Linked DNA regions of Homo sapiens: region 1 is linked to region 2. The links are chromatin loops, found by intact Hi-C in ENCODE. Cell type or tissue: Caco-2. All regions are shown on one strand. Links, peaks and the distances in the headings refer to the core of each region. The heading gives the core; the rest is flanking DNA.

Region 1 (15,319 bases), core at 3,772-11,771, 76 kb after region 2:
AGGAGAATCCCTTGAACCTGAGAGGCGGAGGTTGCAGTGAGCCAATATCGCGCCACTGCACTCCAGCCTGGGCAACAAAGCAAGACTCTGTCTACAAAAAAAAAAAAAAAAAGAAAGAAAAAAAGAAGAGAAAACTGCCACAACCTGAAATAGATCATCCTTGCAGGAGGCAGCCCTGTCCGAAGCCTGGGTCAAGTTAACAATCCTCCCTGCAAACCCACGCTGAGTGTCCATTCAGCATACTCAGGAGCTGACCAAAGAGGGTGCTGGCTCCCCTGCTCCTTCCTCCAGTCTGGTGCACCATGATGACTGTTTGGAAGTTGACTTTGATAGACAAGAGGATGTTTGTGCACTGCTGGAAGAGACTGTGAAGGGTGAGTCAGAAAAAGGCTGGGAAACAGATGAGGGGGCAGAGAGATGGGAAGTTTGTAGCCAGGAGACAACTTAGGGAATGTCTGGGAAATGAGGAGGAGGGGAGGCTGGGAAAGGGTCAACGAGCAGTGGCTTATCTGAAAATCCTTTAGTATAAAAACAACAGAGGAAGACTTATTTGGTGTTGTTTATTTACCTACTACAAGTTGACACTGAGGGGTAGGTGAGCAGCCCCTATCTCTGTTTTCTCATCTTCTAAGGGAGCATAAATTTCCTTCCTGACTCTTTCAGACAAGCCCTTCTTTCCTTGGCAAATCACTGGTCTTCTTCACCTCAATGTGCCCAAAGCAGGAACACAGACATTTGGAGCTGGAATGTGCATGAAGAAATTCTAAGAGGGCATGGGTGGAAACAGGAGGACCAGTCTGAAGGTCTCTGCAATCTAGTGACCAATGAGAGTGGTCTAGACAGGGGGTTACAGAGGAGGTGGTGAGAGGTGGTTGGATTCCAGATGCATTTGAAGGCAGAAGTCAGCTTTCCACAGATGCCTTGCCTAGAAACATCACTGACCTTTTAGATTTCCCTTCAGTATTCCCCTCTCTGTGGTTTGTATTCTTGAACTGGAGGGCTCAGTTTCTTATAGCAACAAGGTGAGTTGGGGTATGGACAGATGAAGACAGATCCATCTCTGATCCTGGAGACACCATTCGAAGGGCACATCTTCCTAATGAAAATCAGCCAGCAACATCAAAGGAAGTTAAGTCCAGCTCAACACTCCACTTTTCCAGGAAGCCTCACTCTCCACAGTGTGATGGCTTCCTTCTATGAGCTCAACGGCAGTCTCATCTATAGTAATAACATCCTACCTGACATGAGTATAGTACTTTACAATTCTTTCATACCATTTGGGGAGGTTCTTCCTAACCCCTCGATTAAGGTGGGCCCCCTGTTGTATGTTCCCATAGGACCTTATTCTTCTCCTATTCCAATTTTCACTATATGTTATTGTAGATGCTTGTTTAATTACTTGTCTTTCCCGCTAGATTGAAAAGCTTTATGAGGAAAAGACAATGTTATAGCCTTAGTACCTACCACAGTGCCTGGCTCATAAGAAGCATTCAGCATATCCCTACAATTGAATGGATAAATGATCATTAACTCTTTTAATCTTCAAAACAATTATTCCAAAGTGGGTGGTACTGACTCCACTTCATTGATGAGGTGAAGGAGCTGCTGAGAGACTATGGTCACATAGCAAGTTAGCAGAGGAACTGGGAATAGTACCAGGGTCTAGGCTTTTTCCACTACACTCTACCTGGAACAAAAAAAAAAAATCCATTCATTTAATCAATCAATATATACTTATTGATTATTCTCTATGTCAGGCTCTATTGTATGCTGATAGAAGGACAAACAAAAAAAAGGTCAGATTTGCATTTGGATGCTATTAAAAGAAACCAAATGCAGGGAAACGGACATACAAACACATAATTGTATTAGAGTGTAATAAATACCACAGAAGCTCTAGGAGGACTGTCTAACTCTGCTCATAGGAGGAATGTCCAACTCTACCTTTAATAGGTTCCATTTGATCTGGGTTTAAAAAAAAAAATAGGCCGGGCACGGTGGCTCATGCCTACAATCCCAGCACTTTGGGAGGCCAAGGCAGGCGGATCATGAGGTCAGGAGATTGAGATCATCCTGGCTAACACCGTGAAACCCCGTCTCTACTAAAAATACAAAAAATTAGCCAGGCATGGTGGTGAGCACCTGTAGTCCCAGCTACTCGGGAGGCTGAGGCAGGAGAATTGCTTGAACTCAGGAGGTGGAGCTTGCAGTGAGCTGAGATCGCTCCACTGCACTCCAGCCTAGGCGACAGAGTGAGACTCCATCTCAAAAAAAAAAAAATAATAATAATACTAGGTGTGGTAGAACAGGATGGGGAAGGTTATTAAGGGAAAAGGTGAATGGCTGGTGCCTCCAAAGCTGGGTACCCTTGTTTCCTGCTCTGTGACTAAAGATTCTTAATCACATATTCCACCCAAACCCCAGCAGCTTGCCTCAGGAAATGGAGGAATCAGTCCCGGGAGCCCAGGATTGCTTAACTCAAAAGTAGCCAAGACAGGAGACTCATAATGTGGGGCCAGGTTGCCTTATAAACATCCCTGGAGCTTGCCTACCTGGGCTACTACGAACTGATTAAAATGTCATCATATGAATGGTGTTTGTTATTGCTTCTCAGCCTTTTGGTTAAGATCAAGTGTAGTATGAATGGTGTTTGCTGGATTCAGGCAGTGTTCAACCCTCACTTATCACACAGAGTGGCCCGAACACTTCATTTTGATCAATGTATAAAATTTATTTTTGTGACAAGTAAAAGAACACTGCAGGTCTTTTGACATGGAATAAAGTGAGGTACAAATTGCTGTGGGTAAGAGACAGTTGGGGCCAAAGGAAGATCACTGGTTTATGGAGACTTGGGAGAATCTGCCTCCTAAGAATAAAATAAATCAGCCAGGGGCAGTCAACAGTCCTTCCTTCATCAAGAAATGGCACAGAAGGGCAGCCAAGAGGTTATCCTATGAGCATTGTTATGTCACAGTAGGAATTGGAGTCGGGGGGAGGGGACGGGGTTGGGGGGAATTACCATTAGCAGTTGAAGTGGTAGGAAATTTTTACATAGGAGAGTATGGTGATCATATTTGCATTTTAGAAAATAATGGATAGCAGTTTGTTAGGGGAACAAAGGACAGAGACAGGGAGACTATTTAAAACATTAATAAAAAATACCAGTGACAGATGATGAGGCACCTACCTGATGGGAATGGAGAAGAGGAGATGGATTCAGAAACTACTTAGGAGGTACAGTCATCAAGATCTAGATGACTAATTGCATGTAGGGGGTAAAAAAGTAGGAAGAAGAGAGGATGATGACTCCTGCATTTCTGGCTTGGGAAAGTGGTTAGATTGTGGGCTGGATGTGTGCATGATTATGTGTGTGTAGCTGAAAAGGCAATTTAGCTTTGCAACTGTTGAAGTGAATATGGACCATAGACATAGATATCCCTAGGTAGCTGAATATGTAGCCTGCAAATCAGGAGAAAATTCTAGGTGAAGATGGTAATTGCGAATCATCAGAGTCTATATGGTAAGTGGGAGTGGATGAGGCAGCCCATGTAGACAGACCGCAGAGGGAGGAGAAGGCCGAGGACCAAACTTGCAGAACACCCACATGTGAGGGGCAACCAAAAGCAGCTGCCTGTGAAGGAGATTGAGGAGTCAAGCCACACAAACTCAAAACTGTAAACATCATTGGGAGCCTTAGACAGTCTAGCTCAGTTGGAGTTGGATTTGACTATATGTAACAGAAACCCAACTACAGTGTACTAACAGACTTCTTATTCAGAGGCAGGCAGTCCAAGGCTGATGCCCAAAGAAGCCATCAAGACCCGTGCTACTTCCAGCTCCTTCTGTCCTCATAATCATAGATGATTGCTCCACATCCAGGTATTAAGCTCTTATTCCAAGCAGGAAGGGGAAGGACAAAGGGCAAAAGGCATTTGCCAAGTCTCTCCCTTTTTATGAGGAAAAACAATCATTTTCTGATAAGCCCTATTCACTGGACTAAAACCTACAACCCATTGGCCAAGATTGGGTATATGAATATATCACTGCATGAGTACCAGGGCAAAATGAGTATTTTTTTAAACTTTTTGCTTTGGAATAATTTCAAATGGACAAAATTTGCAAAAGTAGTACAAAGAATTCTTGTATTTTTTCACCCAAAATTTCCCAATACTAACATTTACCACAATTACTTTATCATTTTCTTTCTCTCTCTCTCATGCATGCGTGATGCTCATTTACTTCTAGTTTGGTATGTGCTTCCTAAAAATAAAGACTTTCTCTTACATAACCACAGTACAATGATCAAAATCAGAATATTAACACTGATACAAGGCTATTATTTAATCTACAGCTTTTGTCAATTGTCCCACTAATGTCCTTTATAACAGAGAAGAAGCTTTTTTTCTGGTCCAGGAACCAATCCAGGACCAAACATTGCATTTCGTTGTCATGTTGGTTTAGTCTACTTTAACATGAAATAGTTCCTCAATCTGTCTTTGCCTTTCATGTTGTTGGTATTTTTGAAAACTGAAGTCCAGTTACTTTGCAGAACATCCCTTATTTGGGTTTGTCTGACAGTTCCTCAGGATTCAGGTTAGGTATTTTTGGCTAGAATACCACAGAAGTGATGCTGCAACCTTCTCGATGCATCATGGCAGAAGCTACCCTATTTTGACTTGTTCTGTTACTAATGATATTAGCTTTGATAACTTGGTTAAGGTGGTAAGGTAGTATCCGTCAGATTTCTCTACTATAAAGTCCCTATTTTACCCTTTGAAATTAATAAGAATCTGTGAGGAGAGGCTTTGAGATGATATAAATATCATGTTTCTCATCAAAACTTCACCCACTAGTTTTAGCATCCATTGATAATCCTTGCCTGAAACAATAAGATGGTAATTTTCTAATTCTGTCTTTCCATGTATGAGTTTGCCTTGCACCATATGGAAAGCTTTCCTTTCTCCACTTATTCATTTATTTCCGTACGGACTCAAAGATTTTTATTCTACTTGATAAGTTACAACCCATTACTATCAGAGTTTATTTTAACATGGAATTGTCCCAGATTGGCCATTAGGAACCCCTTTAAGCTGGCTCTGTGTCCTATTGACATGTCCCCATCATTCTTTGGGGACTTTTCTTATTGAGATTATTATTTTTAACAGGGTACATTGCTACCTTGATAAAATCAGCCTTCTGTTAATAAGGAACAAAAGGAGAAACAAAAATTGTGTGGGCAACCAGAAGTGTCTACCACACCTAGCTCCTCACCAGCCAAGAGGTGGTGGCTTGAATCCAGGCTGACAGCCTTGCTTTTTTCTAACATAACAACTTTGTGACTACATTCCAAAAAGAGCCTTGAGGCCATTTAATTCCATCCATTCTTCTCCTCACTGTAATCCTTTATCACTTATCCAAACTGAGTGCTCCTAGAGCCAGGTCATCTGTGTTGCACAACTCCTGGAGGTGCCATTCATATTGCAGACTATGAATGATGTGCTAGAACAGGAGCCAGCAAATTTTCTTTCTTTCTTTCTTTTTTTTTTTTTGAGACAGGGTGGAATGCAATGGTATGAACACAAGGCTCACTACAACCTCTACCTCCTGGGCTCAAGCGATCCTCTCACCACAGCCTCCTGAGTAGCTAGGACTACAGGTGCACACTGACATGCCTGGCTAATTTTTTTCTTTTTTTTTTTTTTTTTAAGAGATGGGGTTTTGCCATGTTACCCAGGTTGGTCCTGAACTTCTCAGCTCAAGCAATCTGCCCATCTCAGCCTCCCAAAGTGCTGGGATTACAGTGGCATGAGCCACTGTGCCTGGGCAATAAACTTCTATAAAGGGCCAGATAGGGCCAATAGTCTCCACTGTGTGGGCCACACAATCTCTGTTGCAACTACTCATTTCTGCTGTTGTAGTGGGAATGCAGCCATAGACAATGTTTAAATGAGCGGGCATGGCTATGATCCAAAAAAACTTTATTTATGGACACTGACATTGAACTTCATATCATTTTCATGTATCATGAAATGCTCTCATATTCATTTTTAAAAACCCATTTAAAATGTAAAAATTATTCTTAGTTTGCGAGCTATACAAAAATAAGCAGCTGGCTAGATCCGGCCATAGTTCACCACCTCCTGCTCTGTTCAGTCTGAGCCATCTTGTGCGGTGCTCCTGCCTCTGGAGGTCTCTTCTCCCTTACCCTAATCTCCAATCTGCTATCCTGCTCTGGGCTTCCTCTCCACCTTCTACCTTCTTCCTTCCCAGATCTTTCTTCTGTGCCCTGCTTTCATTCAATTGTATATAAACTTCTTTCCACTTTTAACCTCCTGGCTCATTCCTTGCCTTAACTGAAAAGTAACTGTAATCCCTAAGGAACATGATTCCATTGCTGAATTCTAGAAAGGATGCTACTCATTTTCCCATGCCCCACAACCCATGGGTATGGAAAGTGGTACTGGCGCTCTCCACATTCCTCAATCCTACTTCTAAACCTTTAGCTCTTCCAACCTCCAGCAAAACTCCCTCCTCCTTTGATGCTCTACCATCTGAGTCTTTGAGCAATAGCTAACATATGCTGAGCAATATCCTGAGCAAAACCAGGAGACAGGTACAATTGTTATCCCCTACTTTGCAGAGGCAACGAGGGGTTAAAGTCACACAGCCAATAGTAAATGGCAGAGCCAGGATCTAATCCCAGCAGTCCACACTTACTCCCAAGATGTTACACTGCCTTTTCTCTATGACCACATGGATCACCATCCTCCATTCAAGCCTCTGAATTCCATTATCTCCTGGATCAGTTAGGTACCTGGGCGGAAACAGGTGCACATTCAGCCTGAGTCATTTGAAAAGGATCTAGTCAAGGAAATATTTACAAACGTGTAGAGCAGTGTTGCTCAACCTTTTGTCATTATCTCCTTATTTCATCCTAAGAGAAAAATTTAAATTTCCCTTGACAAAATTTTGGTGAGTAGGGTTGAGCTTTGGAGGCCAACAAACCATTTCATATCTAAGATTGTTTTGCTCCCCCAGACTAATTTTCACCCCTTTAGAGGCAATATTACCCCCATTTAGAATGTAAGAATGCATGGAGAGGGAAACCATAGTGATACCACAGCCCTCCAGGCTAGTGACTGAGATACCATCTCAAGGCCAGAAGTGGTGAGGGAGGGAGGTATTACTGGAAGTCGGAGACATCTGAGAGCTGTGACATTCTGTCAAGAGATTGGTATGGCCCCAGGACTGATCCATTCTTCACACTACAGTGAAAGTCATCTTTCTTTCTTTCTTTCTTTCTTTCTTTTTTTTTTAGAGATGGAGTCTTGCTCTGTCACCCAGGCTGGAGTGCAGTGGCCTGATCTCGGCTCACTGCAACCTTTGCCTCCCGGGTTCGAGTGATTCTCCTGCCTCAGCCTCCCGAGTAGCTGGGATTACAGGCATGCGCCACCATGCCTGGCTAATTTTCTGTATTTTTAGTAGAGACAGGGTTTCTCCAAGTTGGTCAGGCTGGTCTCAAACTCCCGACCTCAGATGATCACCCGCCTTGGCCTCCCAAAGTGCTAGGATTACAGGTGTGAGCCACTGCGCCTGGCCGAAAGTCATCTTTCTAACTGGAAACAGTGGGCGCCTTTGGAAGACAGAACTGGATAGTGGAAACAAGCAGGAAGAAGACCTTTTCAGCTTTTGAAGGCTGTACAATATGCATGTATCATCTAATTTTAAAATAAAATGTAATTTTAAAAATTGACCTAAAATGCAAATATGGTCATTCTTTCTCATGCTCAAAACACTTCAGTAGCCCATCTGCCACCAAGTTAAAATCCAAATTCATCCACATGTCACACAAGGCCCCCGGCATATTTCTTTAGCCCATCTCTGCCACTCTCCACCTCAAAACCTGTGTCCAGACATGTGAATTGCTGAAAATTGAGTGCATTCCCTAAGCAATGGTTTTCCTTTATTGCCAATTTGCTCATAATACCATGTTGTATCAGACATCTGTTTCTTATACCTGCAGTTTCCACATGCTAGAACGCAAAGCCTCTCCCTCTCCTCTACTTTTCTTCCTGGTGAATTCTTCATTCTTCAAGATCCAGTTAAAATTACCTCTCCTGGCTCCCACTCCCACTTCCCAGAGAACAGTTAACAACCTTCTCTGTGTCACCACTGTACAGTACAGTGATTAAGAATATAAGTTCTAATGCCAAACTATGTGGGTTTTGATCCTGGATTTGCCAATTCAGTTGGTCACATTGGGCATGCTACTTAACCTCTGTGTTTTGGTTGTCTTATTTATAAAATGGGGATTCAAATAGTTTCTATCTTAGAAGGAGAGCCTTCATTCATTAAATATTAACTAAGCATTTGTTTTTCTATATTGAAACCAACCAAAATTCCTGCCCTGGTGGAACTTAGATAGATTCTAGTGCAGGGGTTGGCAATCTACAGCTCCTGACCAAACTTAGTCACTTGTTTTATAAAGTTTTATTGGTACATGGCCACACCCTTTAGATTATGTATTATCTATGGCCACGTGCATGCTACAAAGGTTGGGTTCAGTGGTTGCAACACAGACCATATGGCTTGTACAGCTGAAAATATTTACTATCTGGCCCTTAAAGAAAAGGTTTGCTGTCCCTTGTTCTAGTGAGATTAAAGTAGTTCACACATGTAAACATGTAAAGTGTTTAAATTTTTGAATCATTGACTAGCACTTGGTAAGACACTCAATTAATACCAGCTTTATTAATATGATTGCATTCCTTTACTGTAGCACCTAACACCAGTACTCAGTTAAATTTTTTGCTGAATAAATCAATGAATGGAGAGGTAAAGAGGAACCAGAAGTTGGGGTTACAGAAGTCACTGATGGAAGAGTTTCAAGATAGTAGAAGTGGTCAGCCCTGTTAAGTGACAAGCCAAGGACTGAAGAAAGACTGGCAGATTTGGCAATCAGATGAAGTGACCTGACCAAAGAGCAGCTTGTGTGAAGTAGTGAGGACAGGCGCTGGTCTGCGACTGGTTTAGGAGGAAATGGAAATGAAGAAGAAGAGATAGGAAAGTGGAGATTATATGATGACAAGTATCAAGATAAAAATGAACACATTTGGCCTGCTACCTGAATTTTTTAAATCGGCTCACCAAAAAATATCAGGCTTATTGAAATATTGGAATATCTGATGAAGTTTCCTCTTATCTTTGAGCTGTTTGGGTTTGGGTAAAATTTCAATGCTTAAAATTCACGTCTACAACTAGCAGGCAGAACCTTAAAGTCCAGAACCATTAAAGGGTTTAATAATGGTGAGGCATATGATGATGCTGATGATGATAATGTTTCTTTCTTTCTTTTGTGATCTTAATCACTGTGTGATCTTAACTAGTTTGAAATGAGAATTTCAATGGAGACAGTAGTGTAAATTTACCAACAGAACAATTACAGTCGTGACAAAACAAAAACTATACAAGCATATTTTTGTTCATTCTATAAATTTGTACTGAGTACTTTATATACACTAGGCATTCTGACAGATATAATTATGTGGGTATAAAATTTAGTTTATTTGATAGTTGCTTTCCCCACCGCCTCCAGAAATTCTTGATTTAGTTGGTAAAGAAAATCAGTTAAGCAAATAAGTTCACTATTTGTAGAAGTGTAGATGGGTTATGGTGGGGGCACAAAATAATAAAATAATGTATTTAAAACTATTTTCACATCTGTGAAAAGCTCTATACATCTGTGGCATTAAGACTAAAGAGAATGGTATCAAGTCATAGCTGCTTTCTAGAAAACATGCATGAGACATTTAGGACCTCTGCATATTACCACTGAGTTGTTTTTCTTTTAAGGGGCTACAAAGGAGTATGTTCAGCATGATCTTATTTTTATTAAAATTATACTTTCTATACAGAAAAAGACTATAAAAATACACACTTAAAACATTAGCAGTGACCCACAGCTAGTATCATACTGAATGGGGAATAACTAAAAGCCTTTTCTCCATGATCTAGAACACAACAAAAATGCCCATTTTTACCACTATTATTCAACTTAGTACTGGAAGTTCTAGCTAGGGCAATCAGACACGAGAATGAAATAAAATGCATCCAAATTTGAAAGGAAGAAGTGAAATTATCCTTGTTTGCAGATGATATGATCTTATATTTGGAAAAATCTAACAATTGCACACACACAAAAATATCTATTAGAACTGATCACTGGGCATGGTGGCTAACGCCTGTAATCCCAGCACTTTGGGAGGCCCAGGTGGGTGGATCACGAGGTCAAGAGGTGGAGACCATCCTGGCCAACATGGTGAAACCCTGTCTCTACTAAAAATACAAAAATTAGCTGGGGGTGGTGGAGCGTGCCTGTAGTCCCAGCTACTCGGGAGGCTGAGGCAGGAGAATCGCTTGAACCTAGGAGGCAGACGTTGCAATGAGCCAAGATCGCACCACTGCACTCCAGCCTGGCGACAGAGCAAGACTCCATCTCAAAAAAAAAAAAAAAAAAAAAAAAAAAACAAGAACTGATCAACAAATTTAGTAAAGTTGCAGGATACAAAATCTACACAGAACCAGAAGTGGTGGCTCATGCCTGTAATCCCAGCACTTTGGGAGGCCAAGGTGGGTAGATCACTTGGGCTCAGGAATTCAAGACCAGTCTGAGCAACATGACGAAACACCATCTCAAAAAAAGTGCAAAAAATTAGCCAGGCATTGTGGCACACACCCAGCTACTAGGGAGGCTGGCAGATGGCAGGATGCCTTGAGCCCAGGAAGCAGAGGTTCCAGTGAGTCAAGATCACACTGCTTTCTAGCCTGGGCAACAGAGCCAGGTCTGTCTCAAAAAAAAAAAAAAAAAAAAAAAAAAAAAAAAAAAACTCAACACACAAAAATCAGTAGCATTTCTATATGCCAACAGTGAGCAATCTGAAAAAGAAATTTTACAAAGTAATCCCATTTACAATAGCCACACATAAAATTAAATACCTAGGAATTAACCAAAGAAGTGAAAGATATCTATAATGAAAATAACAAAACACTGATAAAAGAAATTGAAGAGGACACACAAAAAAGGAAATATATTCCATGTCCATGGATTGAAAGAATCAATATTGTTAAAATGCCCATACTGCACAAAGCAATCTGCAGATTCAATGCAATTCCTATCAAAATACCAATGGCATTCTTCACAGAAATAGAAAAAAAAATCCTAAAACTTATATGGAACCACAAAAGACCCAGAATAGCCAAAGCTATCCCAAGCAAAAAGAACAAAACTGGAGGAATCACATTACTGACTTCAAATTACACTACAGAGCTATATTAACCAAAACAGCATGGTACTGGCATAAAAACAGATACATAGACATATGGAACAGAATAGAGAACCCAGAAACAAATCCACACACCTACTGTGAACTCATTTTTAACAAAGGTGCCAAGAACATCCACTGGGGAAAAGACAGTCTCTTCAATAAATGGTGCTGGAAAAACTGGATATCCATATGCAGAAGAATAAAACTAGACCCGTATCTCTCACTACATAGAATAATCGTATCAAAATGGATTAAAGACTTAAATCTAAGACCTCAAACTATGAAACTTCTACAAGAAAACATTAGGGGAAAGTCTCCAGGACATTGGTCTGGGCAAACATTTCTTGAGTAATACCCTTCAAGCACAGGCAACCAAAGCAAAAATGGACAAATGGGATCCCATCAAGTTAAAAAGCTTCCACATGACAAAGAAAGCAATCAACAAAGTGAAGAGACAACCCACAGAATGGAAGAAAATATCTGCAAACTACCCATCAGACAGGGGATTAATAACCAGAATATACAAGGAACTCAAACAATGCTATAGGGAAAAATCTAATAATACAATTTAAAAATGGGCAAAAGATTTGAATAAACATTTCTCAGAAGAAGAGATACAAATGGCAAACAGGCATATGAAAAGGTGCTCAGCTGGGCACCGTGGCTCATGCCTCTAATTCCAGCACTTTGGGAGGCTGAGGCGGGTGGATCACCTGAGGTCAGGAGTTCGAGATCAGCCTGGCCAACGTGGTGAAACCCCGCCTCTACTAAAAATACAAAAATTAGCCAGGTGTGGTGGTGTGTACCTGTAATCCCAGCTACTCAGGAGGCTGAGGCAGGAGAATCGCTTGAACCCGGGAGATGGAGGTTGCAGTGAGTCAAGATCATGCCACTGCACTCCAGCCTAGGCAACAAGAGTGAAACTCTGTCTCAAACAAAAAAAAAAAAAAGAAAAGAAAAGGTGCTCAACATCACTGATCATCAGAGAAATGCAAATCAAAACTACAATGAGATATCATCTTAACCCCAGCTAAAACAGCTCGTAACCAAAAGACAGGCAATAACAAATGTTGGCAAGTATGTGAAGAAAAGGGAACCCCTGTACACTGTTGATGAGAATGTAGATTAGTACAGCCACTATAGGGACAGTTTGAAGGTTCCTCAAGAAACTAAAAATATGACTACCAAATGACCCAGCAATCCCACTGCTAGATGTGTACCCAAAAGAAAGGAAATCAGTATATTAAAGCGATATCTGCACTCCTATATTTGTTGCAGCACTGTTCACAATAGTCAAGATTTGGAAGCAACCTACATGTCCATTAACAGATGAACAGATAAAGAAAATATGGTACAAGGCCGGGCGCAGTGGCTCACATCTGTAATCTCGGCACTTTGGGAGGCCAAGGCAGGCAGATCACGAAGTCAGGAGTTCGAGACCAGCCTGGCCAACATGGTGAAACCCCTCTCTACCAAAAATACAAAAATTAGCCGGGCATGGTGGTGCATACCTATAATCCCAACTACTCGGGAGGCTGAGGCATGAGAATCACTTGAACCTGGGAGGCGGAGGTTGCAGTGAGCTGAGATCGCGCCACTGCACTCCAGCCTGGGCAATAGACTGAGACTCTGTCTCCAAAAAAAAAAAAAGAAAAGAAAAGAAAAGAAAAAAGAAAGAAAGAAAATATGGTACATATACACAATGGAGTGCTACTCAGCCATAGAAGAAAATGAGCTCCTGTTATTTGTAACAACATGGATGGAACTGGAAATCATTAACTGAAATAAGCCAGGCACAAAAAGACAAACATAGCATGTCTTCACTTATGTGTGGGATCCCAAACATCAAAACAATTGAACTCATGGAGATAGAGAGCAAAAGAATGGTTACCAGAGGCTGGGAAGGGTAGTCGGGGGTGGCAGTGGGGAGATGGAGACAGTTAATGGGTACAAAAAAATAGAAAGAATGAATAAGACCTATTATTTGATAACATAACAGGGCGACTATAGTCAATAATAATTTAATTGTACATTTTTTAAAAAATTAGTCGGTGGTGGCGGGCGCCTGTAGTCCCAGCTACTCGGGAGGCTGAGGCAGGAGAATGGCGTGAACCCGGGAGGCGGAGCTTGCAGTGAGCCGAGATCGCGCCACTGCACTCCAGCCCGGGGGACAGAGCGAGACTCCGTCTCAAAAAAAATAAAAATAAAAATAAAGAACTTAGAGTATAACTGGATTGTTTATAACACAAAAGATACATGCTTGAGGGGATGGATACCCCACTTTCCATGTGATTATTATGCATTGCATGTCTGTACCAAAATATCTCATGTACACCATAAATATATGCACCTACTATGTACCCACAAAAATTAAAAATTAGAATTTTTTTTTTCTTTTTTTTGAGAGGGAGTTTCGCTCTTGTTGCCCAGGCTGGAGAGCAAGGGTGTGATTTCAGCTCACTGCAACCTCCGCCTCCGGGTTCAAGCGATTCTTGTGCCTCAGCGTCCCGACTAGCTGGGATTACAGGCATGCATCACCATGCCTGGCTAATTTTGTATTTTTAGTAGAGGTGGGGTTTCACCATGTTGGTCTGGCTGGTCTTGAACTCCTGACCTCAGGTTATCTACCTGTCTCGGCCTCCCAAAGTGCCGAGATTACAGGTGTGAGCCCAGACCCCCAATTTTTTTTTTTTTTTTAATGTAAAAACATGGCCAGGCACGGTGGCTCACATCTGTAATCTCAGCACTTTGGGAGTTCAAGGCGGGTAGAGCACTTGAGCCCAGGAGTTAAATACCAGCCTGGGCAACATGGCAAAAACCCATCTCTTCAAAATATACAAAAATTAGCTGGGCATGGTGGCACACAACTGTAGTTCCAGCTACTTGAAAGGCTGAGGCAAGAGGTTAGCTTGATCCCGGAAGGCGGAAGCTACAGTGAGCCAAGATCATGCCATGGCACTCCAACCTGGGAGACAAAGCGAGACCCTGTCTCAAAAAAGAAAAACCCGGTGGGGTGCGGTGGCTCATGCCTATAATCCTAGCACTTTGGGAGGCCGAGGTGGGCAGATCACGAGGTCAAAAGATCGAGACTATCCTGGCCAACATGGTGAAATCCTGTCTCTACTAAAATACAAAAATTAGCTGGGCGTGGTGGCATGTGCCAGGTACTCGGGAGGCTGAGGCAGGAGAATCGTTTGAACCCTGGAGGTGGAGGTTGCCATGAGCCAAGATCACGCCACTGCACTCCAGCCTGGCGACAGAGCAAAACTTCTTTAAAAAAAAAAAGAAAGAAAGAAAAGAAAGAAAGAAAGAAAGAAAGAAAGAAAGAAAGAAAGAAAGAAAGAAAGAAAGAAAGAAAGAAAGAAAGAAAGAAAAGAAAAATCAACCATTAATAGCAGGGGTTATATCTGAGTGGTGAGATTACTGGGACATTATTCTTTTCTCAATACTTTTTTGCACTTTAACTGTTTATACAGTGAACAAGGCTTACATTTCTTTTTACTTTTCTTTTTTTAAAATTGAGACAGGGTCTTGTTATGTTACCCAGCTAGTCTCGAACTCCTGAGCTCAACCAATCTTCCTGCCTCAGTTTTCTGAGTGGCTAGGACTATAGATATGTGTCACTGCACTTGGCTATTTTTTTTTTTTTTTTTTTTTGAGACGGAGTCTCGCTCTGTCGCCCAGGCTGGAGTGCAGTGGTGCCATCTCGGCTCACTGCAAGCTCCGCCTCCCGGGTTCACGCCATTCTCCTGCCTCAGCCTCCTGAATAGCTGGGACTACAGGCGCCCACCACCATATCCGGGTAATTTTTTATATTTTTAGTAGAGATGGGGTTCCACTGTGTTAGCCAGGATGGTCTCGATCTCCTGACCTCATGATCTGCCCGCCTCGGCCTCCCAAAGTGCTGGGATTACAGGCGTGAGCCACCGCGCCCGGCCAAGTTTTTTTTTTTTTTAAATTAAGGCTTGTGTTATTTCATAAGCACAAATAACAAT
Region 2 (15,319 bases), core at 3,458-11,457:
ACCGTTGTCCTTCGAAGATCAAAACAGCACTCACGCTCACATACACTGACTCCAGAGGAAGGAATGGAAGAGGGAGAGGGCATGGCTACTTGATCAACCACACATTTCAACCTTCAGGAGACTGAAGCTCCTCTCACTTCCAAAGCAAGCAATATTCAGTTTGGAAGCTTTGAGAGGGTTAGAGGCAGATGGCATAATATTTAAAAGCTTGGATTTTGTAGTCTAAGAGATCTAAGCCTCTGTTCTTCCATTATTAGCTGTGTGCCCTTGGGCCATCCATTTAACCTAAGCCTCAGTGTGTCTATAAAATGAGGATAGGAGTAATACCCACTTCACAAGTGTTCCTGTGAAGGTTAAATAAGATAATGCAAATAATGCATGTAAACTGCTTAGCACAGTGCATGGAACATCGTAAACACAAAATTATATTATCACTATGGATGACTTGAAAGTGAGTAGAGTTTGACAAGCTTCTCTATCTCTCCAACAGCAAGCACAGCCGGAAGGATATGGATTATGCAGTGCTTTTCAAACATATTGAGCACAATACCCATAAGAAATACTTACATATTGCAGCCCAGTTCACACACCCATAGATAAATGACTGAAACAAAATAAGTGCTACCAAATAATTATCTTTACTGTGGCAACACGTGACGTACCCCGAGACTTCTTTTTTTTTCGAGACGGAGTCTCGCTCTGTCGCCCAGGCTGGGGTGCAGTGGCGTGATCTTGGCTCGCTGCAACCTCTGCCTCCAGGGTTCAAGCGATTCTCCTGCCTCAGCCTCCCGAGTACCTGGGATTACAGGCACCCACCATAACACCTGGCTAATTTTTGTATTTTTAGTAGAGACAGGGTTTCACTATGTTGGCCAGGCTGGTCTCGAACTCCTGACTTCAAGTGATCCACCCGCCTCGGCCTCCCAAAGTGCTGGGATTACAGGTGTGAGCCACGGCGCCTGGCCTGGGACTTCTTTACTAGTCTATGTGTTTCATTTATTTATTTACTTTTGAAATTTTTCAACCTTACAGAAATGTTGAAAGAATGATACAAAAACACTTTTTACCCTAGAGCAGAGTTTCTCAACATCAGCACTATTGACATTCTGGGCTGGATAACTCTGCTGTGGGGGGGCCATCTGTGCATTGCAGGATATTTAGGGCTATGCCTGGCCTTTACCCACTAGATGCCATTAGTACCTCATACGCACACCCAGATATTACAACCAAAAATGCCATTGTTTTCTGAGGGGTAAAATCACCCACAGTCCATTGAGAACCATTGACCTAGGCCTACCAATAGTAAACAGTGTACCATATTACTCTACCTTCCTCTCAATACAGGCACACACACACACACACATGCACACACACACACATGCACACACAAAGAGACATTTTTTGGTTGAACTGTTTGAAAGTAGATGACAAACTTCATGATATTCAACACCAAAATAGTTCATCGTGTATCTCCCAAGAATAATGACATTCTCTTACACAGCTGCATTGCCATTACTGTGCCTAAAAAATTAACATTAATATCTTTTCTTTCTCCTTGTTTTTCCATGTTGTGTGTAATCCACTACATTGGTTTTTGCCCCACTATGGGTCATGACCCATAGTCTGAAGATTCGAGAAGGAGGATTACAGAAGTGAACATAACTCTCTTCTCCTAAAGATCTCTGAGAAGCCAGAACAGAAGCCCATGCCTGCCAGCATTGAAGGCACACAGCCAAGTGCACGTTTATAGGAGCCTCACCAACACGCCCTGCCGTTTCTCTCCCTGGCTGCTCCCACCTCACAGAGCACCCCCCATAGCAGCACTGAGGGCAGATGACCCAGCCAGTCCCACCCTGCAGGGGACCCAGGAGCTCTCCCAGGCGCCAGTGGGCACCAAGTGGTGTGTGCCCTGGCCCGGCGTCTGCCCAGGGCTGGTGGGGCACACTAGCCTGACCACATCACAGGCCCAGGCTCAGGTTCAGGTTCAGGCAGGCTGCCCACCCCTTCCCTGTTTGCTAAACTCCTTTCCTTTACCTGCACTGGCTCCAGGAAAGTGGTTACAAGTGGGTCCAGAAACTTGCCAACAGGCCAGGGCTGAGAAACATGAAAGTGTGTGAGTCACTGGCCGTCTTTGATTCTCCTGACCTTATAAATCTGGCCTTTGAATCTAACATCAGGATCCAAACAGCAGAGAAACCTGAAAACTAACACAACCCAAAATGGATAGGGAAATTGCCGCCAGAGCCCCCTGCATAAGCCTCCCCAGGGGTCTGGAAAGATCAGTGAGGGGCAAGAGGTAAAGGAGAGCTTCTTACCTAAGCCCCAGCCAGCACCTCTGTCATCCAGGCAGGGAGGCCCCTTTTGGACTTGCTCTTGCTTTGGTGTTCTTATAAAGGCTTGAACCTGTAAAAGCCAGACTTCCTTGAAAGTAAAGAGTCTCTCCAGCTTGCAGGCTAGAGGCAGGGGAGTTAGATCAGCTCTGGCATTTGAGGAGAAAGCATTGCCTACAGCCTGAAAAGCTGAGGAGAAACCTCCACTGAGGCTGACGGTTAAGTCTAGGAAGCAGTTGCTATGACAACAGCCCATCACCTCTAAGAAGAACCCAAAATACAGGTTCTGCATCCCAACTCCAAGAGTGTTGGAGCGATGTGCTGCCTGATAGGGGGCAAGATGTAGGGGAGGGATTTCAGCGATGGGGCTACAAAAGGATAGAGTTGTCCCAGAAAACAAGAAGTGCCATCTCTGTGTCAATGCCCTATACTGTTCCTGTGATTCAGGACAAAGGTGAAGAAGACATTTCCAAAGCTGGCAACATAGCACGGACAGTGATCAGAAGCAGCTATGGGTGGGAGTGCTACAAATATTCACTGATTGTGAACTATTTTCACCTACTATTATGCCTACAGTATCTTCAAGGCTATTATCACAATCCAAAATTATCTCATTTCTTTCGTTTTCTGTCTTTCTTCCCCCACTGAACTGTAGGGACGTGAGAGCCTGGTCTATTTTGTTCATTGTATCCTCACTTCTGAGAACAATGCTCAGAACACAATAAACAGTGCTCAAAAGATAAGAGACCAATGAGTGAGTGAGTGAGGGAGGGACCACAATGTCTTGATCTGCTAAGGGTGCCATAACAAATGCCATAGACTGGGTGGCTTCAACAACAGACATTGATTTCTCATAGTTCTGGAGTCTAGGGGAAAGTCCAAGATTAAGGGGCTGGCAGATTCTATTCCTGGGGAGGGGTCTTTTCCTGGCTTGCAGATGGCAGCTTTCCCATTCCAGCCTCACAAAAAACACATGCACATGAACACACACACACACACACACACACACACACACACACACACACACAGACAAAGAGATAGACAGAAAGAAAGCAAGAGCATGCTCTATGATGTCTCTTCCGGTGAGGGCACTAATCCCATCATGAGAGCCCCAACTTCATGACTTCATCTAAACCTAATTATATCCCAAAAGATATATCCCTAACTCTATCCCATCTCCAAACACCAGCACACTAGGGGTTAGGGCTTTAACATAGGAATTTGGGGTGTGGCAGGACATAAGTCAGTCCATAGCACATGATCTCCCCTCAACTACAAGTCAAGTACGATTTTCCCCACTTAACAGAGGAAGAAAGCAACACCCAGAGATGTCAGGTCCACTGAGCTAATCAGTGGTAAGCCTGGGCCTCAAAACCAGAACTCCTGGCTCCAATTCCCACAATGCCTAAAATTAGTGGAGAGACAAAAATTGTCTTTATCACTTCTGTCATCTCCTTGTGTCCTACAGTTTGGCAAGACTCATAGGACAATCCCAAGGATGATGGCTTTGCTTTCAACAACTTGAGTCTAAAAATGACAGGACAGTTTCTCAAACTGTGGGAAACTCCCTTTGTACCTTTCCCGTAAAGCAGGGATCCCCAACCCACTGTACTAGTCCATGGCCTGTCAGAAACTGGGCCACACAGCAGGAGGTGAGCAGCGGGCAAGAGAGCATTACCGCCTGAGCTCTGCCTCCTGTCACATCAGCGGTGGCATTAGATTCTCTTAGGAGAAAGAACCCTATTGTGAACTGTGCATGCAAGGGATCTAGGCTGCATGCTCCTTATTAGAATCTAATACCTGATGATCTGAGGTGGAACAGTTTCATCCTGAAACCAGTCCCATTTTCCCATCCATAGAAAAAATTGGTTTCCACAAAACCAGTCCCTGATGCCAAAAAGATTGGGTACTGCTGCCTTAAAGGCACCCACAGTGAGGCTGGGGCCTGCCTGAGAAGTGACTCAAGTTTGTCTTCAGCATCCCGTGCAACCTTTACCCACCCACAGTTCCCTAGGATGGCTGAAGATGCCCACTCCAGAAGCCAACTCTGTGGATAACAATCTTTTACATTTAGAATTGTGGATCTGGTTGGCTCTGGCAGAGATTCAATAAGTGACTAATTTTAAGAGGCCCAGAGAGACAAAGTGACTTAAATACAGTCATGAGCAAGTTTTCCAGATTTCTCCAAACTAGTCCCAGACACAGCACCATTTCAGAAGGAGCTACCTGGGTGTGTAGTTACAGGGAGCACAAAAAGAAAGAAAGAAAGACACAAGGATTCCAGAGAGAGGAAAAAAAAATAACTTGTGGCGTTTCAGTTATTTCAGATTAGTATGCAGGAGAAGAAACATTTAGGAACATTGAGGGGCATGGGGACCTTCCAGAGCCTCTCCACTGTTGGCACAGGTGGTCATTCTCCTGCCTCTCCCCATCCATCTGTGACTGGCCAATTGATCCCACTCCCTTCCTGTTAACAGCACCCAGTGCTGAGCTGATTTATCTTCACAGAACCCAAGTTTCTTTTTTTGTTTCTTCAGCTACAGAAAATGGACACAGAACCGAAGTTTTTTTTTGTTTGTTTGTTTGTTTGTTTGTTTGTTTCTTTTTGGACCAAGTTTCACTCTTGTTGCCCAGGCTGGAGTGCAATGGTGTCATTTCGGCTCACCGTGTCCTCCTCCTCCCGGGTTCAAGAGATTCTCCTGCCTCAGCCTCTCGAGTAGCTGGGATTACAGGCATGCACCACCACGCCCAGCTAATTTTGCATTTTTAGTAGAGACAGGGTTTCTCCATGTTGGTCAGGCTGGTCTCGAACTCCTGACCTCAGGTGATCTGCCTGCCTCAGCATCCCAAAGTGCTGAGATTACAGGCATGAGCCACCACGCCCAGCCCCAAGTTTTTGATATCACAGGGATGTTGTATAAGATCAAGCTAAAACAGCTCCTTCCCTTGAAATCCCTAAAACTGGGCAGTCTCTCTGTCTCTGTCACACAAACACACACAAACACACACACACACATTGTTCCTCCAACTCCATTTCTGCCACCACTACCAGAAACTCCCAAAACTCAGCCTAGAAAACCTATGGAGTCACCTTCAAATGGGGATTCCTGAAAGTTTAGGACAACCTGGGCATCTATGGTTGATCCTTGCATTGCTCTGGGGCACACCCGCTGTACAGAAAGATAAAGGAGGGCATCATCTGTTAATGTCCTCCATCCCAGGCCCTGGCTGGTGCTTTACAAACAGTATCTAATTATCTCAACAGTCCTGCAAAAATCCCCTTTTAACTAAAAGATGAAGAAATCAAGGCTCAGAACGATAAAGTGCTATATCGCAAACACCGCTAAAAATCTGACACTAAAACACGTGCTCTTTCCATTAAACAAAACTATTTCCCCACTCATCATTCTAACATATTTCAAGCTGAAAATACATAGCTTTCTATTCTCCAAAATAAAAGACTATAATTAATTTAGACTAGAAAATGAAAAGCTTTTTAAAAAATTAATCACAAATAATATTAAAATTGCAAATTAGGGTAAAAAATCAAGGGCAAATGCTAAGATTTTTGTCTCAAAGCAAAATGAACTCACCTAGAAAAAAGACTGAATACTTTAGCATACGCTCATAAAGAGCCAGAACATTATGCTTTGCCAAATCTAGCAATATCCCTGGCTCTCAGCAGAGAGAGAGCAGACCAGGGTAGAAGGGGGTCCCCCACTTTACAACAGCAGCCTCCCCACACTGGAATGTGACCCCATCAAGGTTAAGCATGGCAGAAGGAATATGTTGCTTTGCAAAAGTTAACCTTTCTCATTACCACCTAGAGAGGATCCCAGGCTTTCTCTCCTGGATGGAAAGCCTCCTTACATTCTCATATGCTCTTTTCAGTGGAAGAAGAAAAAGGCACAGGGTAAGGGCAAGTGTCCTAGAGCTGAATATAACTCAGGGAATAGGCATGGGGTGAACTTGTCCATCTAATGTCACACTCATCAAACATAAAAAACTTCCAGCCATTAGTCCAAGGGAAAACTGGTAGACAAGGGCAGGAACCCATGGTGGATTTTTAATGTATTAAGTGGTCTCAGAGACTCCCTGAGGGGTTATCAGGGCTAAAAAATGGTCTCATTCTACAGAAAAGGACCCAAGCCTTAGGCAGACACCAGAATGCAAATGCATTATGGTACAAAGAGAAACATAACTCCACCTGGGCCCAAATCACCTGCAGCAAGATCTGCATTATTCACTCTTTATGCAAGCAACTTGGGAAGCCAAATCCTGACCTGCAGCGACTTTATTTATTTGCCATGAGCCATCCACATCACAAAGACCAGAAAGGCTCAAAGTCTCTATGATCAGCACTTTCATTGTAGGAGATCCAGGTGTGAAACCAAATTGCAGCAGAAGAGGGCTTGGTGAATGAGACATCAGAGCAAAGGTGATTCAATGAATGAAAGATTAATGGCCTCAGCCTGAGAAGAGCCTGCTGCACATTGCTCACACAGAGCTGTCTTGACAAACCCTTTCCTTTCCATTCCTGCAGGCTACTGAGGCCAGAAGTACTCTAAGAGAGCTCAGTGAGAGTATTCTTCCTGCAAAGCAAGGATGACACCACCACCATTTCTCTTGTTTTGCGGCCAACCAGTCCTGCTTCGAGGGCCACTCTGTCTTCAGATGCATCCATTTCCCTGAAGGCTCAAGGCCTCAAGTCCTTTTGGCTTGGGAGCCCTCTTGTGTCTCTCTTTCTAGTAGCTTGCTTATCCTGCTCTCATCCAGCACCCGTGACTCCCACAGAGATAGCTTAACTTCCTAAGTTCATGGTTCAGTTCAGCACCCCCACCCCAAGCACTGATAAGAGTACTCCTAGGCAGAAAGAGGAGCAGAAGCGTTTGGAAAAATGCACTTTGGACTTGACCTGCCTAGATAAGCAAAGCAAAATGTGTGGAGATTACCAACTTTGCAAGGAGGTCTCTTTAATGAAATTCTCCAGGGCTGAAGAATGTAATAAAATTCTTCAGTGTCAGACACAGGCTTGGCTGCTCCAAAAGAGATCTAAAACAACTGTAGTTTAGACAAGAGAGAATGTAATTTCCCTTTTATGTAATAGTCTGGGTATATCTAGGGCTGACACAGTAGTGCCCAGGATTGAGACTCAGGTGCTTGCTATGTTGTTGATCTGCCATCCATGGGCATAGTCCTTATCTGCATGGTCTAGGATGTCTCATGCTGACATCCACACCTCTGTCACTGGCAGTAGGAGATAGGGGAAGTTCAGCAGAAGTGTCCTCCCCTTAAAGGCATGACCTAGAAGCTGCACACATCACTTCTGCCCATCCCATTGGCCAAAACTTGGTCCTAGCTACAAGGCAGATTGGTCTTCTTGTCATCTTAGCTGGGCAGCCCTATGCTCAGCTGAAAATTCTATTTCTATATAAAAATGAAAGAACGGATATTGTCTCTGCCCAGTTACCCTGATTTCTCCTTTCTCTATTTCCATTACTTTCCTTTTAAAGTCAGGCTGTTCCACAGCTCTTTAATGAGAACAATTATAAACTGGTGTATAAAATTAGATTAGAAATATGCTGAATGATTGAGAGTAAAGATGGATTCAAATGTCCTATTAATAAATCAAAATGCAACATTCACACAATAGCATTCTAACGCTCAAGACTAGGAGTATTTCTCCATGAATATGTGAGTGGAGGTGTGGGCAAGTTTCCTTGAGAAAAGGTTTTCTGAGTGGGGAGAGTGGCAAATAGGATTGGGAAAGGAATTTGAAGTTCCACTGGGGAGGGGCCTACACAGACAGACTAGAGAAGATGCTCTTCCTTTCTTGAGGCTGGATTTTAATTTTTGTTTACACATTCAGTTTTATAGAAATTATTGTGTTTCTCTGTAAATAACTAGGGGGTACATAGCACTGGGTTTCTTAGACAAAATCTTTAGACGATATTTGTTCCTGAATGAGGTCGTTCTATGCTCAGCTGTCATGGACCAAAGCATATATCCCAAGTGCACAGTAACAAGGTGACTCTGTTACCACACTTCCACCCTCCCTCTCCCAATCATCAATGAAACGCCCTATACTGTTTTTAGCTGAAAGAGAAATCTCTAAGCTCTTTAAAAATAAATGAAATGAAAATGAGATATAATTACGTACAGTTGCAACCATAACCATAGGGTTGGTTGGTATAAATGTTGCAATATTTTATTGGTCAGCTTCTGATCTACCACATGAAACATTTTTTTTTTTTAATTTCAAACTCTTCTCCTCACCCCCACTCATTACATACTTATTCCAACCATTGTTCCCAAAGGACAACAGGGGGTTTCTCTGCAGCATCCGTATAGAAGGGAGGGGTTTAGTTCACATACTGTTGTCTTTTGTTGGGGTAGAAGGGGCGTTTACAGTTGACGATTTTAATATTAGTTCTAGCTATTTCTTGCCTAGAATGTCTCACTTAAGAATGAGCTCAACTCTCTCTGTGCCTTCAAACATGAACACGCCATATTTCAAAGTGCATGAAACAGGAGCAGTGAAGTGTCGACTCAGTTTGAGGAAATTGAATTCCCAAATTTTATTCCCTTGGCCCGATTAGATTCCATTAGCTGGAGATGGTCTTTCAACAAAAAAGTATGTGTTCCTCCCCATTGTAAAATCCATCCAATAAAAATGTTTAACCAGAGAACAGAGGAAACTAGCTCCAGCAGGAAAGAAGAAGAAAGAAAATAGATGAGGTTCCCCATAAAATCCCAGATTGAAGAAGACTCTCTGTGTTAGAGCAAAGGTCAGTCTCCCTCCCATAGAAGCTTCTGAAAATATACTCTTCTCTTGCAAATGGAAACTGTGCAGCCTTTCTTTCAAAAATATCCCTCCACGAAAGAACATATGTGCCTGGAGTTAGTCAACAAAAAATATCATTTCTGGGTTGGTCAGCCCATATTTGAAGACTGCAGACTGGAAAGACCCCGGAGGCCTGAGAGGGAAACTTCTGCCCCCAAGGAAAGACAGAATCCAAGCCAGGGATTCTTGGCCCTGTTTTAACAGCACGTAGAAACCTCAGAGTGTTGGGAGGAAAAAGAAAACAAACAGCTGAAAAATCAGCTTTTTCTTTCTCCCTCCTTAGACTTTTTTGAGTTAAGAAGGGGGTTAAAAAAAAAAAAAACAAAACCTCCTCCAATGTTTTACAAGGTCTGTAGCCCTCTAAACATATCAATTAATAATTTAATAAGCAAATCAACTTGCTTGTCACACAAAAATATATTCTTAAGCTAATAATGACATTTTGGAGCTATAAAGATAAATCATTGGGGTTTTGTTTTTTATGTTGCACACATTCAGATTTTTTTTCAAATTTTAACATCTAGCAATACCCCACATTGTCTAATTATGCCAAATTCATTCAATAAAAAAATTATTGAATTTCTGCTATGTGTTAGGCACCATGCTAAAGCCCAGGGATAAAACAGTGAGCAAATAAAGACATAGGCTCTGCCCTCAGAAAGCTTACAGTCAAACAGAAGAGATGGACTTTCAAGCAATAATTATATGAGCAATTCATTTTTTAAATGTTCCCATTGATCTTAAACCCGAAATAAATTTGAATCTACCTTAGCACAAGCATGTCACTACCATGTGACATTTTTATTATGGAAGTGGTGCCTCACATAGGTGTGCATTCAGGGAAAAGTCTAAACAAGATCTGGCAGAAGCTGTCCATGCCACACCCATTTCCCCTCTCTCTTACCATCTCAGGACAGCTGCCCAACTTCCAACTGCCAACCTGTCTCTCTTCGCCTAAGGGCTTTCTCTGCCTATTGGACCCACTCTGCCGGATAATTACCCACCACACCACCATCTAGCTGCCCTCAACCAGTGACTGACCAGGCTGGTGTATAAATATCCCAGCTCCCTCACCTCTTGGGTAGCACATGTGGGTGTGTTTTCTACAACCCTCCAAAGTTCCCAAATGAGATTAAGCTCCAGTTCCACATTTTGGTAACCTGCTTGATAAAGCACATTTCGTTGGCTGCCTTCCCTTTCCATCTCACTTCCTCCCTCTCCCACAGTTGTTTCCTAGAATCATTTCCTAAATAATTTACTTGCAGTCAAATCTTTCCTTCAGGATCTGCCTCTAAGCAGAATCAAAGAGCTTCTCTGATGCATGCTGCTTCTTCATTAAATAAATCATTGTTTAACCGAAGTTTCTCAGCCCCTACTCTTTCATTTTTCTCATCTAATTTATTAATGTTCATCTTTTTAAAGAAAGAAAGGTGGGAATGGGCATGGTGGCTCATGTCTGTAATCTCAGCATTTTGGGAGGTGGAGACGGACGAATCTTTTTGAGCCCAAGAGTTCAAGACCAGCCTGGGCAACATGGCAAAACCGCATCTCTACAAAAAAATACAAAAATTAACTGGGAGTGGGGGCACACGCCTGTAATCCCAGCTACTCAGGAGGCTGAGACTGGGAGGATAACTTAAGCCTGGGAGGTTGCATTAAGCCAAGATAGTGCCATTGCACTCCAGCCTGGGTGACAAAGTCAGATCCTGTCTTTAAAAAAGAAAATAAAGTCAAGCTATGGACAAACAGAGATGCAGCTGGACCTTGGGAATGACAGAAATCAGGGCCTTGGCCACGTTGGGATGGACTCTGCACCTTTTCCCTACCACTCTCCAAGAACTGAACTTACATTTCTCTTTCATTAAGAACTGGTTCTGGGCTGTAGGCAACAAAATCTATATGGCTTAAGGAGAAAAGGATTTTTGAAAGGACATTATTTGTCCTCGGACTGACAATCAGCTTGTATACACCTGCACAGTCTTACTGGCTGTTTACAGCCACTTCCCTTCTGCCTGGTCACAGCACCCTGTCAGGTGCAGCAGGGCCCAGGCTGTGCCACTTGTGAAGTATTTTGAAAACTACCTTGGATTAGCTCACAGAATCACTGAAAGTGTGGAGAAACAGGTTTTAGGCTGGTCTTCCTAGAACAACTCCCAGAACCCTGCTAAAGAACTGACCCAATAAGGGACCTGATACCAATCCACTAGCCACTCACCCAAACTGCTTTCTCACATATTTGCAAATCAAAATTCCACATAGGATTATCTGGTTAGGAGAACCTAGACCATGATTCTACTCTCTTGCTGCAATGGAAGCTGGGAATTGTAGGTTGGCTGGTTGGTTTACGGTTTTTGGAACCTACCTTGAGGTGACAAGATTCACGAAACATGGCACTACTGAAATGTGGAAATATTTACAAGATTTGGGCAGCCACACATGGTAGATTTCCATTATAACTCACAAGGCGGAAAGCAGTGGCCACAAACTGTACAGCTTATAGCTTCAACCACTGAAGAAAGATTGACCTGACTAGCTGTACTCTAGTCTAAAAATTGCAGGGGACAGATCATTGCCCCCAAACCCTCAGGTGCCCATCTGAGACCAGGGTGGCAGGGCCATGGAAGTACATGGCTGTTCTTGAGTGACCCACGCATATAAGGGAGAGGGAAGTGAACAAGGAACAGCATCCAGAAAAATGGGGGTTTGGGGCAATCTAATGGAGAGGAAGAAAAGAAAAAGTGGAGGACACATGATGGCTTTTATAGCTTCTGCTTAGAAGAGGACATGTCACTTCTGCTCACAGCTGATTGGCCCAAGCAAGTCACATGGCCAAGAGTGTCAAGGGGTAAGGATTTCTCATTATTCTGCAGGAGGGCCCAGTAGGGAGCGTACAGTAAGTATGGGCGGCTAATATTTTTTTAACACTGCAAGAAAGCAGGCACTATTATTTGGGTTGCCTATAGAATAACCACTCCTAGGACCATAACAACATATCAGGTGATATGTGCATCTCTCTTTACCGTTTTAAAAGTACATTTTTTAAACTTTCTTTTTTTTTTTAATTGAGATGGAGTCTTGTTCTGTCACCCAGGCTGGAGTGTGGTAGCGCAATCTCAGCTCACAGCAACCACTGCCTCCTGGGTTCAAGCAATTCTTCTGCCTCAGCCTCCCAAGTAGCTGGGATAACAAGTATGCACCACCACGCCTGGCGAATTTTTGTATTTTTAGTAGAGATGGGATTTTGCCATGTTGGCCAGACTGGTCTCAAACTCCTGACCTCAAGTGATCCACCCACCTCGGGCTCCCAAAGGGCTGGGATTACAGGTGTGAGCCACCATGCCCAGCCCATTTTTTAAACTTTCAATCATTCATTTAATCTTCACAAGGCCATGAAGTATTGTGAGACTCGGGTAAAACATGTGACTTGGCTAAGATCTCCCAGCTAGCAAGTATTCGAGGTGGAATCTGGACCAGTTTCATTTCATTCCAGATACAGGACCAAATTAAATTCCTATACTTTAAATCTCAGCTTTAAAGAAAAGGAAGAACAAAGGTAGATTATACTATCTGATTTCAAGACTTTTTATAAAGCGATAGTAGAAAAGGCAGTGATGGTATCAGAACAAAACAGAAAGTCAAGAAATAAACTTATATGTATATGGCAAATTGATTTTTACAAAGATGCCAAGGCACTTCAATGAAGTAAAAACTAGACATTCAACAAATGGAGCTGGGAGAATTAAATAGGCATGGGCAAAAGAAAATCTCAATCTCTAACTCATAGTATATACAAAAAATTAAAATAAATTGGATCATAAACCTACACATAAGAGATAAAACTATAAAACAAACAGTAGAAAACATAGGAGAAAATCTTAGTAGCCTTGCATTGGGCAAAGATTTCTTAAAAATAGGGACACAAAAAAATCGATGAATTGAACTTCATCAAAACTTAAAATTTTACTCTTGAAAAGATACAGTTCAGAAACAAAACTAATAAGAAAAGACAGTTAAGGAATCAATAAGGAAAGCCAGAGACCAGGAGAAAATATTTGCAAAACAAATATCTGGTAAAAGATCTGTGTGCACAATACTTCAAAAACTCTTGCTGGGCTCGGTGGCTCATGCCTGTAACCCCAGCACTTTGGGAGGCCGAGGCGGGCAGATCACCTGAGGTCAGGAGTTCGAGACCAGCCTGACCAACATGGAGAAACTCTGTCTCTACTAAAAATACAAAATTAGCTGGGCGTGGTGATGCATGCCTGTAACCCCAGCTACTCGAGAGGCTGAGGCAGGAGAATCACTTGAACGCGGGAGGCAGAGGTTGCAGTGAGCCAAGATTGCACCATTGCACTCCAGCCTGGGCAACAAGAACAAAACTCGTTCTCAAAAAACAAAGCAAAACAAAACAAAAACAAAAAAACTCTTATAACTCTATAAGAAAAAAAGGGCAAAAAAATGAATACATACTTTATAAAAGATATACAAATGAAAAATAAGCACATGCAAAGATGCTCAACATGATTATTCAATAGAGAAATGCAAATTAAAGCCACAGTGAAACACCACTGTGTATACACACATTGGAATGGTTAGAATTTAAAAGACTGACAATGTCAAACATTGATGAGGATGTGGAGTAAGTGGAATTCTCATACTTTGCTGGTGGGAGTACAAACGCTTTAAAAAATAATATGGCTGGGCAAGGTGGCTCATGCCTGTAATCCCAGCATTTTGGGAGTTTGAGGTGGAAGGATCCCGTGAGCCCAGGAGTTTGAGACCAGCCTGGGCAACATAGTAAGACCCTGTCTCTAAAAAAAAATTTGTTTTAATTAGCTGGGCATGGTCGTGCATACCTGTAGTCCCAGTTACTTGGGAGGCTGAGATGGGAGGATTGCTTGAGCACAAAAGGTCAAGGCTGTAGTGAGCTATGATGGTGCCGGTTCCATCCAGCCTGGGCAACAGAAGAAGATCCTGTCTCAATAAATAAATAAATAAACAAACAAACAAACAAACAAACAAACAATATGGCTCTTTTTTTTTTTTTTTTTTGAGACAGAGTTTCACTCTTGTTACCCAGGCTGGAGTGCAATGGTGCAATCTCGGCTCACTGCAACCTCTGCCTCCCAGGTTCAAGCAATACTCCTGCCTCAACCTCCCAAGTAGCTGGGATTACAGGCACCCACCACCACGCCTGGTTAATTTTTTGTATTTTTAGTAGAGACGGGGTTTCACCATGTTGGCCAGGCTGGTCTTAAACTTCTGACCTCAGCTGGTGAAGTGATAAACAAATTGTGGTACATCCATACAACAGAATACTACTCAGCAATAAAAAGGAATGAACTACTGATATACACTGAAACATGGACAAATCTCAAATGCATTATGCCAAGTGAAAGAAGCCAGACTCAAAAGGCTACAAACTGTATGATTCATTTCTGTGAAATTTTTTCTAAAAGGTAAAACTAGGGTGATGGAACTACATCCGTGGTTGTCAGGGTCCAAGAGGTGGGAGTACGAGATTGACTAAAATTAGGAAAGAAGAAATATTTGGGAGTGATAGACATGTTCTACACCTTGATTGTGATGGTGGTTCACAAATGTCTACATTTGTCAAAGCTCTTCAAATCGTGCACTTGATACTGGTGAGTTTTATGTTATATAAACGGTACCTCAATAAAGCTCACAAAAGTAAAGGAAGAAAAACCTGCCTAACTGTTTTCTGCCCTTTCTGAAGCCCTCCTGTTCTTGCTTGTACATTGTATGCTGTATGGGTATCCTTGTTTGAAGTGTGGTTTTCCCCTAATTGTTCATTGATATGGTTTGGCTCTGTGTCCCCACCCAAATCTCATCTCAAACTGTAACACCCATAACCTCCACATGTCGAGAGAGGAACTTGGTGAGAGGTGATTGGATCATGAGGGCAGTTTCGCCCATGCTGTCCTCATGATAATGAGTGAGTTCTCATGAGATCTGATGGTTTTATAAGGCAGTTTTCCCTGCTCTTGCTCGCTGTCTCTCCCGCCGCCTTGTGAAGAAGGTGCCTGCCTCCTTTCAGCCATGATTATAAGTTTCCCAAGGCCTTTCCAGGCGTGCAGGATTGTGAGTCAATTAAACCTCCTTTGTTTATCAATTACCCAATCTT

The links. Hi-C counts contacts between places; a loop is a spot of excess contacts. Peaks named below come from ENCODE experiments on the same cell type or tissue, not always from the same donor. Only the 100,000 strongest peaks of a DNase experiment are listed, where the experiment ranks them.
Region 1: a loop joins it to region 2, with 4 times the contacts of the local background. A loop is called at or near these places in 4 of 110 quality-filtered maps.

What each region holds. Positions count from the first base shown.
Region 1 is chr2:65,444,220-65,459,538 of GRCh38, reverse strand. LOC105374780 (a long non-coding RNA gene) reads left to right here and starts at 3,014. Exons shown (of 5, transcript NR_187891.1): 1 at 3,014-3,234; 2 at 3,779-3,879; 3 at 5,557-5,656. LOC124907784 (a long non-coding RNA gene) reads right to left here and starts at 2,021. Exons shown (of 2, transcript XR_007086495.1): 1 at 943-2,021; 2 at 545-741. In Caco-2, for the core only: no CTCF peak of the experiment used is centred there; DNase peaks (open chromatin) are centred at 5,458, 6,791 and 7,168.
Region 2 is chr2:65,519,804-65,535,122 of GRCh38, reverse strand. No RefSeq gene overlaps it. Among named protein-coding and RNA genes, the nearest start is that of LINC03050, 75 kb to the left of the region's middle. In Caco-2, for the core only: no CTCF peak of the experiment used is centred there; DNase peaks (open chromatin) are centred at 7,152 and 7,573.